3 separate regions of the Homo sapiens genome follow, and all the other regions are linked to region 2. Evidence: chromatin contacts called from ENCODE Hi-C or POLR2A ChIA-PET data. All regions are on one chromosome and are shown on one strand. The core of a region is the stretch at or near the end of the contact, and the rest is flanking DNA. Distances in the headings are between cores, read along the strand shown.

Evidence for each region. Hi-C counts contacts between places; a loop is a spot of excess contacts on that map. ChIA-PET counts read pairs that join two places held with the same protein, here RNA polymerase II (POLR2A). Pooled maps may share reads with other maps.
Region 1: a loop to region 2 is called in a map of ascending aorta, with 2.0 times the contacts of the local background. The contact joins the enhancer-like site here to the promoter of PTCH1 in region 2. A Hi-C loop is called at or near these places in 2 of 168 maps with a recorded cell type or tissue (ascending aorta and sciatic nerve) and 5 of 50 pooled maps. POLR2A ChIA-PET finds 5 or more read pairs at or near these places in 2 of 52 experiments (T-cell and activated naive CD4-positive, alpha-beta T cell).
Region 3: a loop to region 2 is called in a map of IMR-90, with 2.1 times the contacts of the local background. The contact joins the enhancer-like site here to the promoter of PTCH1 in region 2. A Hi-C loop is called at or near these places in 2 of 168 maps with a recorded cell type or tissue (IMR-90 and endothelial cell of umbilical vein), 9 of 37 single-sample maps with no recorded cell type and 9 of 50 pooled maps. POLR2A ChIA-PET finds 5 or more read pairs at or near these places in 1 of 52 experiments (AG04450).

What each region holds. Positions count from the first base shown.
Region 1 is chr9:96,047,627-96,050,791 of GRCh38, reverse strand. No RefSeq gene overlaps it. Among named protein-coding and RNA genes, the nearest start is that of LINC00092, 27 kb to the right of the region's middle. Within about 2 kb of position 1,356, at least 14 of the 41 ENCODE cell types and tissues checked have a DNase peak (open chromatin) inside an H3K27ac peak, as active enhancers do; they include ascending aorta, where a contact is called at or near this core.
Region 2 is chr9:95,507,911-95,510,848 of GRCh38, reverse strand. PTCH1 (patched 1) reads left to right here and starts at 1,583. Exons shown (of 24, transcript NM_000264.5): 1 at 1,583-2,688. The coding sequence starts at 2,488. RefSeq lists silencers at 1-53, 2,328-2,647 and enhancers at 1-180, 1,134-1,683.
Region 3 is chr9:96,135,322-96,138,676 of GRCh38, reverse strand. No RefSeq gene overlaps it. Among named protein-coding and RNA genes, the nearest start is that of HSD17B3-AS1, 110 kb to the left of the region's middle. RefSeq lists an enhancer at 1,016-1,310. Within about 2 kb of position 1,421, at least 14 of the 41 ENCODE cell types and tissues checked have a DNase peak (open chromatin) inside an H3K27ac peak, as active enhancers do.

The DNA of each region.
Region 1 (3,165 bases), core at 107-2,606, 540 kb before region 2:
CTATCGAAGAGTGAAAAATGTCGGGCTCGGCTGACACACTCCTCACGCTCCAGCTCTGTGGTCTCAGGCCACACCTGTCCTGCCTTTCCTCTTCCCCAGCTACCGCACAGTGGGGTGGGAAGCTCCTGTGCTAAGCCCTGCCCCAGCAGCATTCATACTGAGGTGCTTCTCTGAGAAATCCTAGCTGGAGATTCTCTCCCTCCCACGCCCTCTCTGCCTTCCTTCCAGCCACACTCTTCTAATTGTTTCTGCACTCTTCCTTCAGAATCGAAGTGAGGTCAGCAAATCGTGACTGAGCACCTGCTCTGTGCAGCGCCCTGCTTTTCCCTTTTCTCTGTAGGCTTTCAAGTTAGGTGTGGAGGCAGTAGTCTAAGATTCCAAGGTCCGTGGTTTCCCTTTGGGCCGCAGGGGTAAGAAGTCTGCTTCCAGTGGTCTCCGAGGACGGCCCATGGGGGACCGTGGGGGATGGACGCAGCAGCACAATCACAAGACGCCCCTTCTGACCTGAAGGTTGGCCCGCCGGAGGGATGACCAGCCGGGGGTCAGGCACGTCCTGTGTGCCTTGGCTGCCTCCTGCCATCTGGCGACTCTGGCATCGTGATGAGCGTGGGGTCCACGTGGACGCAGCTCTGAGTTTGTCTGAGGGCAGGGAGGCCTCACGCTGCCCAGGGTAGGGTTACGGGAGGCTTGAAGGGGAGGGGCTTAGAGGACCCTGCGGGATTAGTTGGGAAGACCCAACCAGGAGGTGTATGCAGGGGGGAAATGTCAGGTGGTCCCCATCACCCACCTCACCAGTCCCAGGGGGCGGTATGGGCTTCCCCAGGCCTCCAGCTGCCTCCAGCCTGAGGATGTCTGCAAACTGCTCCAAAGTTTGAGTTGCAGTAACAATGGTCCCCATTCACTGAGGAGTCCCCAAGGCCAGGCACTAAGTCAGGCCCTTTTGTAAACCCCTCAGTGAGATGTCAATGCCCACATTTTATAGACGGGGAAAAGAGGAGCTCGGATGTAAACTATGCCCCGGGAACGCAGAGCATCCCGGGAGCCCGCCCCAGAGGAAGCCTGGTTAGCAGCCTGGGGTGGGAGGAGGGGGTCCTGGCCGAGCGGAGGCGGTCGCCTTAGCAAAGCCCTTCAGGCCCTGTCCTCTTTGAATGGGGCTATTTGTCCGTGAACCCATAATATCGGAGCAGACTGAACTTCCTGGCAAACTTTTTGGCAGGGTTTCCCTAATGGAATCTCCAGAGAGAAGAAGTCCCCTGTCCTCCTGGCGTCACTCGTAACCTCCGGCCTGCTCCGCTCCAGGCTGTGCCCAGGGCGCCCTGCCCAGGGAGCTTGTTTGCTCTGGCAGACAGGGAGCCCATTCAGGCCCTCGGTGGCACCCGGTGAGTCTGTCCCGGAGGCCTGGCTGGGCTCCGGCTGGCTCAGGGGGACCTGGCGGGGCCTCCAGAAGCCTCCTTTGGCTCGGGTGGGGCGGGGGCGCTGACTTGACTCTGGCCCATGAGAACGACTGACTTTACAGTTCCGTCTTGCTCCATAAACCAGAAAGCCACTTCCAGCTGGTGGTATGAAGTCTGGTGGGCGGGTGTCTGGTGCCATCCTGTCCGGGCAGGGAGGGGTCCAGCCTGTGGTCTGTCGCAGGCCGATTTTACAGGCCGCCCGTCACCCGGAGCGGGAGCTCTGGCCGTGTCCACAGGGATAATATTTGTTGTACCTGATCCCGACTTGGGACGCCCACAGCTTCCCAGCTTAGCATTTTAATTACGCTGCCATCAGAGAGCTTTCTTTTTCTACAAATAGGGGGTGCCTAGACTTTTATTTTTCAAAGGGTGGGAAACACTAGGTTAAGCTTAAACCACATCTGATTATGAAGAGGCTGTGAGTGATTCCACAGCCAGCCACCACCCAGACTGCCCTGGGTGAGGGCGGCAGCGAGGGCTCTGGCCCGGAGCTCCCCCAGGGTCCCTAGTTCCAGCTCTGAAACAGCGAGAGAGCTTGCGGCCTGGGCTGGCCCCGCACGGGGACAGCAGGCCCACCTGCGGGAACACGGGCAGCTTCGCCGCGCTCCTGACTTCTTGCCTTGTTGGCTGAGCGGTTCACGAATAGCTGAAGGCTGGGATGTTTAAATATTAAAAATGCTTAGCTAAATAAGCTGGCCTGTTTGCTTTTGCTGATAGTCACAGTCTACCCACAGAGCCCTTTCAAACCTCGTCAGTGTTTTGGAAAGTGGATAAGGGACTCATTCAGTGAGGCTCAGGTTTACCCTGAGCCAGGAATGAAGCATGTATTTCATGAAATAAGGACTAGCCTGAGACCACACACACAGGCGGCTGAACTCCAGCGGCCTCCCTCCCCTCCTTCCCCTCTCCCCCCCAACCTCCTCCTCCCTCTCTTCCTCCCCTTCTCCCTTTTCTCTCTCTCTCTCTCTCCCTGGCCCTGACAAACCGGCCATGACTGACACCAGGAAACCCGTAATCGGCGTCAGAGGGGGGTTTCCAGGGCTTAGGGGGCCCTTTGTTATCCTGGAGCTGATGAAAAAATGGATTACGACAGTGTGTGCAGCCCATACTAAAGAGAGCTCACAAAAAAGCCAGGGCCACCTCAACACGGCTTCTCAGAGAAGAAAACGTTGCAGCCAAATGGAATTGTTGAAATCACCTTTGTGTGGGAGGAAAGAAAAAAAAAAAAACACCTCACACATTTTCCCCAAGAATAAGGCTGGTTTTGTCACAACTTGCCCCTAGTTCAGCGGGTCTGGTAGATGCCCCCACCCACCGGGCCCTGCGTCCCCAGCACAGCCTGAGAAGCCTGGCCGGCCTGGCTGCATGGAGCAGTTGCTTATGTCAAATCCGTCACTGTGGGACACAGGGGAAACATGAGGTTATTAGGAGGAGGCTTCTTCGAGGACACACTGGGGCCACGTTACTTGCCCTCTCCTTGCCATCGCCCTCCCTGACTACAAACTTCAAGCCCAGCGAACTGCCTCTGACTGGGCGCTGTTTGAAGTTTGGGAGATGTGAGGCTTTCTTTTTTTCTTTTTGAACTTTTATTTCAAAGTAGGCTCCCGTCTATTCAGGGAGAATGAGGCACTTAAATTCAAGAAATATTTATGGTGCTTCCTAGGTACAATGAACCAGGGTAAATTTTGCAGGGGGAAGGGTGAGGGCAGGG
Region 2 (2,938 bases), core at 334-2,833:
CGGGCCTCCTGGCGCGGGGTCACGTGGCCACCGGAGCTCCGCCTTCTCCCTGCTCCTCCCCCTTTCCCTCCATCTGGGTTTCTTTCTTTCCTTTCCTTTCTTTCTTCTTTTTTTTTCAATGAACATACACCGTGCGCATCTTAAAGCCACACCGCCCCATTTCACGACTTCACTAGACTTCTCGCTACTGCCAGTCCCTCTGCAGTTCAACCCCGTTTAAAAAAAAAAATAAAGTGAAGCAAATCAAGGGTTTGCGGGTCGGGTTCCTACCGCAGGGAGGAACGTAATAACTTGGAAACGTAAGAAAAACACATTCCACTTTCCGAAAACAAAAATTTTTTTAAATAAAAAGCCTAGTTGTGTAGACGTGTCTGGCTCCAGAATCCACCTCAAAGGGTCGCGTGTTTTCCCCCTCCGCGGGAAGCGAATCCCCGGGATGCCTTGGTGACACTGGACGCGGTGTCGGGACGAATCCTCGCGATCCGCGCACAGTTTGTTTTCAATGAATCCAGCATCGGGGCATTTATAATCTCCTACGTCATACTATTATTAAATATAACATGCATACCGAGTTTTGTAAAAAAAAATACTGACTATATAAACATCTGGTTAATAAAAAGGGGTGTACAAATGAACCCAAAATAATCAGGAAAACTTTACTCTCTCAAGGAAACAATTCCGTTTCTCTAAGTTGTAAAAAAAGATTCTGTTGTTTCTCTTTTACTTATGTCACATTCGAGATTCAAATAAAAACGCCTCTGCCTCTACAAGACTGCTTCGGTGTCTGGATTCCACGTTTATAGAACACTGACTCCTTCAAACCAAGACTGTGTTTTTTTTTTTTTTAAGTTGGGGGGAGAAAGCGGCTGGGGGGCAGACGGATTTTAAGAAAGATGGCTTTTCCCAACGTCCTTGCTTTCCTCTTTAACTTTCCATTCTGTTTATCTTAATGCGAGGCGTTGTTCCCTGCAAGAGCCTAAGTCTTCCCTTTAGTTATAAAAGAAAAGAGAAGAGGAAAAAAAAATCTGGCACACACTGGCGCACTATCCAGCACGCTGTCATTATTGGTGCAGGCCTGGGAATGCGAGCCGGACCTCCCAGTATTTGCTGCAGCTTGAGGCCAAGGTGCCTCTGAAAGGCTTTTCTTTGAGGAATTTCAGAAATTGTTTAAGCGCTTAAAAAAATATTACATTTCCCCCCGTGTCTACCGCGAGGCAAATGTTCGTGTGTGTGCGTGCGCGCGCGTGTGTGCGCGCAAAGGCATCCCACAAAAAGAAGACACTGTTGAAAAGAAAAGGAATAAGAGAGAAAGGAGGGGGAGCATTCCTTAATGGAAGTATTGCATGCGAGAAGGTTGGCGCTCTCAGAGGCTGCCCCGAAGCCGAGGATGCACACACTGGGTTGCCTACCTGGGTGGTCTCTCTACTTTGGTGAGCTGTTGCTAAGCAGCTAATAATAGTCATGTTTGCTGAGTAATTTCTGCCCTCCGCGAGCCAATCGCGTCGCAGAAACCCAAGCCATCTGACAGCCCCGGGGGCGGGAGCTCCAGCCTTTTTCTCTTTCGCTCGCTCTCTCCCCCTCCACCCCCTCCCCTCCCCTCCTCCTCTTCTTTCTCCAAATGGAGAGAGTTCTTTTTTTTCTTCTTCCATCTCATCTATTGAATCAAGGAGCTGCTGCGGCCGCTGCCCGCTGCACACACACAGAGCGGAGTCCCCAGGTCCCGGGAGCGAGAGAGGCGCGCTGCACGGGGACAGAATGGTCCAGCGGGTTGCCGAGGAGCACAAGAAAGCAGAGTCCGGGACCGAGCAGCCACCGCGAACCCAGCAGCCAGAGCCCGAGCAGCCCGAGCAGCAGCTCCTGGAGCCGCCACCGCCAGCAGCAGCCACCGCGGGAGCAGCGGCAGCTGCGGCTGCCCGGGCCCGGCAGCGCTGAGACCCGCCGGGCACCCTCGGACCCCGCGGCGGCGGCGGCTCTGCGCTTGCCCTCCGCGGCCGCTCGGGCGACCCGGGAGGCGCCGAGAGAGCCAGCGCGGCCGGCGGGAGCAGCGGGGATTCGCTGGCTCTTTCTGCAGTGAAGGGGTCGCGGCGCGGGGCGGGGGGCGGGTAGGGGGAGTTGGGGACCGCAAGGAGTGCCGCGGAAGCGCCCGAAGGACAGGCTCGCTCGGCGCGCCGGCTCTCGCTCTTCCGCGAACTGGATGTGGGCAGCGGCGGCCGCAGAGACCTCGGGACCCCCGCGCAATGTGGCAATGGAAGGCGCAGGGTCTGACTCCCCGGCAGCGGCCGCGGCCGCAGCGGCAGCAGCGCCCGCCGTGTGAGCAGCAGCAGCGGCTGGTCTGTCAACCGGAGCCCGAGCCCGAGCAGCCTGCGGCCAGCAGCGTCCTCGCAAGCCGAGCGCCCAGGCGCGCCAGGAGCCCGCAGCAGCGGCAGCAGCGCGCCGGGCCGCCCGGGAAGCCTCCGTCCCCGCGGCGGCGGCGGCGGCGGCGGCAACATGGCCTCGGCTGGTAACGCCGCCGAGCCCCAGGACCGCGGCGGCGGCGGCAGCGGCTGTATCGGTGCCCCGGGACGGCCGGCTGGAGGCGGGAGGCGCAGACGGACGGGGGGGCTGCGCCGTGCTGCCGCGCCGGACCGGGACTATCTGCACCGGCCCAGCTACTGCGACGCCGCCTTCGCTCTGGAGCAGATTTCCAAGGTGCATTTCAGACTCTCTCCTCCCACTTTCTCTTCCCTCCTCTAACTCTTTGGGATCGCCCCCGCCACACACAAACACACACACTCTCTTCCTCTCTCTCTCACACACACACACACACTCACTCACACCTCTCCAGGAAAAGCAGCAGACAAATGGGGATTGAAAAATTCAAACCCTCCCTCTGGTCCTGGGAGGAAAGGGCTGTCTGAGGTCCGCAGGGGGTGGAGGTGTGTGTGTGTGCGTGTGTGTG
Region 3 (3,355 bases), core at 172-2,671, 630 kb before region 2:
ACATAGGATGAGGTTTTTAACCTTGCTGTATTAGTTCCCTCACCTGTAATGAGAGGGCTGGATTGCACGCACAGTTCTCAACTGGGATAATCCTGAGAGTCATATTGTATTAGTCAATATGTTAGCTCAGGCTGCCATAACAGGGTGGCTTAAACAACAGGAATTTACTTCCCACAATTCTGGGGGCTGGAAGTCCAAGATCAAGGTGCTGGCTGATTTGGTACCTGGTGAGGGCCTGCCCCCTGGCTTGCACATGACTGTCTTCTCACTATGTGGGTTCTGGAGGCTGGAAGTCTGAGATCAAGGTGTCAGCAGGTTTGAATTCTCCCGAGGCCCATCTCCTTGGCTTGCAGACAGCCGCCTTCTGGCTCTGTGCTCACGTGGTCATCTCTGTGTTGCCTGTGTCTGGTGTCTTTACTTATAAGGGCACTAATCCCATCATGAGAGCCCCACCCTCATGCCCCCTTCTAAACCTAATTACCACCCAAAGGCCTCACCTCCCAATACCATCACACTAGGGGGAGATTTGAACATATGAATGGGGGAGACAGGCACACAATTCAGTTCATAACACCTATGAACAGCTTGCTCTAAAGCACAGCTTCCTGTGTCCCTGCTCTAGAGATTCTGATCCAGGTCCTTTGGGTGGGATCTGGGAATTTCTATTTTCCTCTGGTGCCCCACATGATTCTCAGCCTCAGGCAGGCTGGAGAGGCTCTGGGTGAGTTGATGGCTGAGTTCCTCAGTTCCTGAGCAGTGAGTAAGCTGTGGGATCCTCCAGACCCCCAACAGTGGCTTGTCACATCTCTGCATGAGCACTTAGCCCACACCTCTCTGTAACACTTGGCAGAGTGTGGGAAGGAGGGACTGCAACTTATCCCTATGCAGATCTGTAACCCAGCACTGGGTGACCGTGCTGGAGCAAGGCACACAGTAGGCACATCATTAATGTGTACCGAGGGCCTCGCCTAGGACCCCTTCTAACTTCAAAACTCTTTAAAATGTGTAAATCTTGTTCAACGAGCTCTCAAAGGGGTTTCTGATGTTATTTAGGGAAAGGCAGTGCGGCCGCTTTTGTTTTTACTGTCCGGGAGGCTTAAACAACAGCAAGCACATTTACATTGCCCTCGTCTCCCTGAGCAGCAGAAAGTGAAACAACTTGAGCTGTGACTAGAAAATGAATATAAACAAGCACAAAGAACAGCCCCGCCTCTGCCAGCCCTCTGGCCAGCCGCTGCTTTCTACCATTCCTGGTGACTGCAAAGCACTGGTAAGAGCAAGTGATAACTGAGGCTTCTTAGGACAATATAATGCAAGAGAAACACTTTTCCACATTCCTTTAATTCTCTTATTCCCACGAAGAATAATCAAGTGAGGAAAGAGAAGACAATGTGGAAAGAGTTTTCTTTATTAAAAGCAGGGCTAAGAGGAAGAAATGCAAAGTAGGTGAACTGATGTATAGCAAATATAAACCCTTCTGAAAAAATCAGAATGTGATGTCACTACTCACCTATTAGGGAAGCTAACATTTGAAAAAGGTGGCAGTATCAGCTACTGGTGATGATGTAGAGAAAGTGGATCTCTCTCATGTTGCTGGTGGGAGTGTAAAATAGGATAAGCATTCTGGAAAATTGTTTTGCAGTTTCTTGTAAAACTAAACATGCCATATGGCCCAATGACTGCACTCCTGGGCATTTATCCCAGAGAAATTAAAATTTATGTCCACAGAAACTCAGGTATAGGAATGTTTAAATTAGCTTTATTTGTAACAACCCCAAATGGTAAGCAACCCAAATGTCGTTTAGTGAATGAATGGTTAAACAAACTGTGGAATATCCTCACCATGGACTACTTCTCAGCAAGAAGAAAGCAGCATCAATGCACACAGCAACTGGGATGGATCTCTCAGGAATCACGCTGAGTGCAAAAGACAACCTCAAAAATTTCATACTGCATGATTTTATTTATTTATTTTTTTCAGACAGTTTCACTCTGTCGCTCAGGCTGGAGTGCAGTGGTGCAATCTTGGCTCACTGCAACATCGGCCCCCTGGGTTCAAGCAATTCTTGTGCCTCACCCTCCTGAGTAGCTGGGATTACAGGCATGAGCCACCACGCCCAGCTAATTTTTGTATTTTTAGTAGAAAAGGGGTTTCGCCATGTTGGCCAGGCTGGTCTCAAACTCCTGACCTCAAATGATCTGCCTGTCTCGGCCTCCTAAAGTGCTGGGATTACAGGCATGAGCCACCATGCCTGGCCTGCAGGATTTGATTTTATATAGAGACAGGATCTTGTCTGTTGCCCAGGCTGGAGTGCGGTGGCACAATCGTGCCTCACTTGCCTCACTGCAGCTTCAAACTATGGGCTCAAGGGATCCTCTTGCCTCAGCTTCCTGAATAGCTGAGACTCTATTTTTATTTTATACTAAATAAAAATATATTTTTATAGAGATGGGGTCTGTCTGTGTTGCCCAGTCTGGTCTCAGACTCCTGAGCTCAAGCGATCCTCCCACTTCAGCCTTCCAAGTAGCTGAGATTACAGATGCAGGCCACTGCACCTGGCAATAATTTTACAATGACAAAACCACAGAGATGAAGAACAAGTTGTGGTTTCCAAGGGTTAAGGTGGTGGTAGGAAAATGGGGAGAGACAAGTGTGGCTATAAAGAGGCAGCATAAGGATCTTTGTGATGGTGATTCTGCAATTTTGGGTCTGGGTATATACTCCAGAAAATCGAAAGCAGGAACTCCAATGGATATTTGTACACCCATAGCAGCATTATTCACAATAACCAAAAAGGGAAACAACCTAAATGTCCATCAGTGGATGACTAGATGAGCAAAATGTAGCATGTGCACACAATGAAACTTCATTCAACCTTAAAACAGAATGAAATTCTGACACACGCTGCAGCATAGATGACCCTGGAAGACATGCTAAGGAGACAGGCTGGACATGAAAGCTTCAATATTTCATGATTCTGCTACCTGAGGTCCCTAGAATAGTCAAATTCGCAGCAGCCGAAAGTCGAGCAGTGATGAGCAGGGCCTGGGGACGGGGGAACCGGGAGCTTGTGTCAAATGGGGACACAGTTTCAGTTTGAGGTGATAAAAAATCCTAGAGATGACTGGTGGTCATGGTTGCACAAAAAGATGTGAATGAGGTTAATATCACTAAACTGTGCACTTAAAAATTGTTGAAATGGTAAATTTATGTTATGGATATTTTACCACAATTAAAAACAAAGCATTACTAGAGGTAAATAGGGTCACACACACAAAAAAGGCAAACGTTGTCAAATACTTCCTCTCACTCACTATATTTTTTCTTTTGGCTCCAAAGATGAGTCAGTTTTAC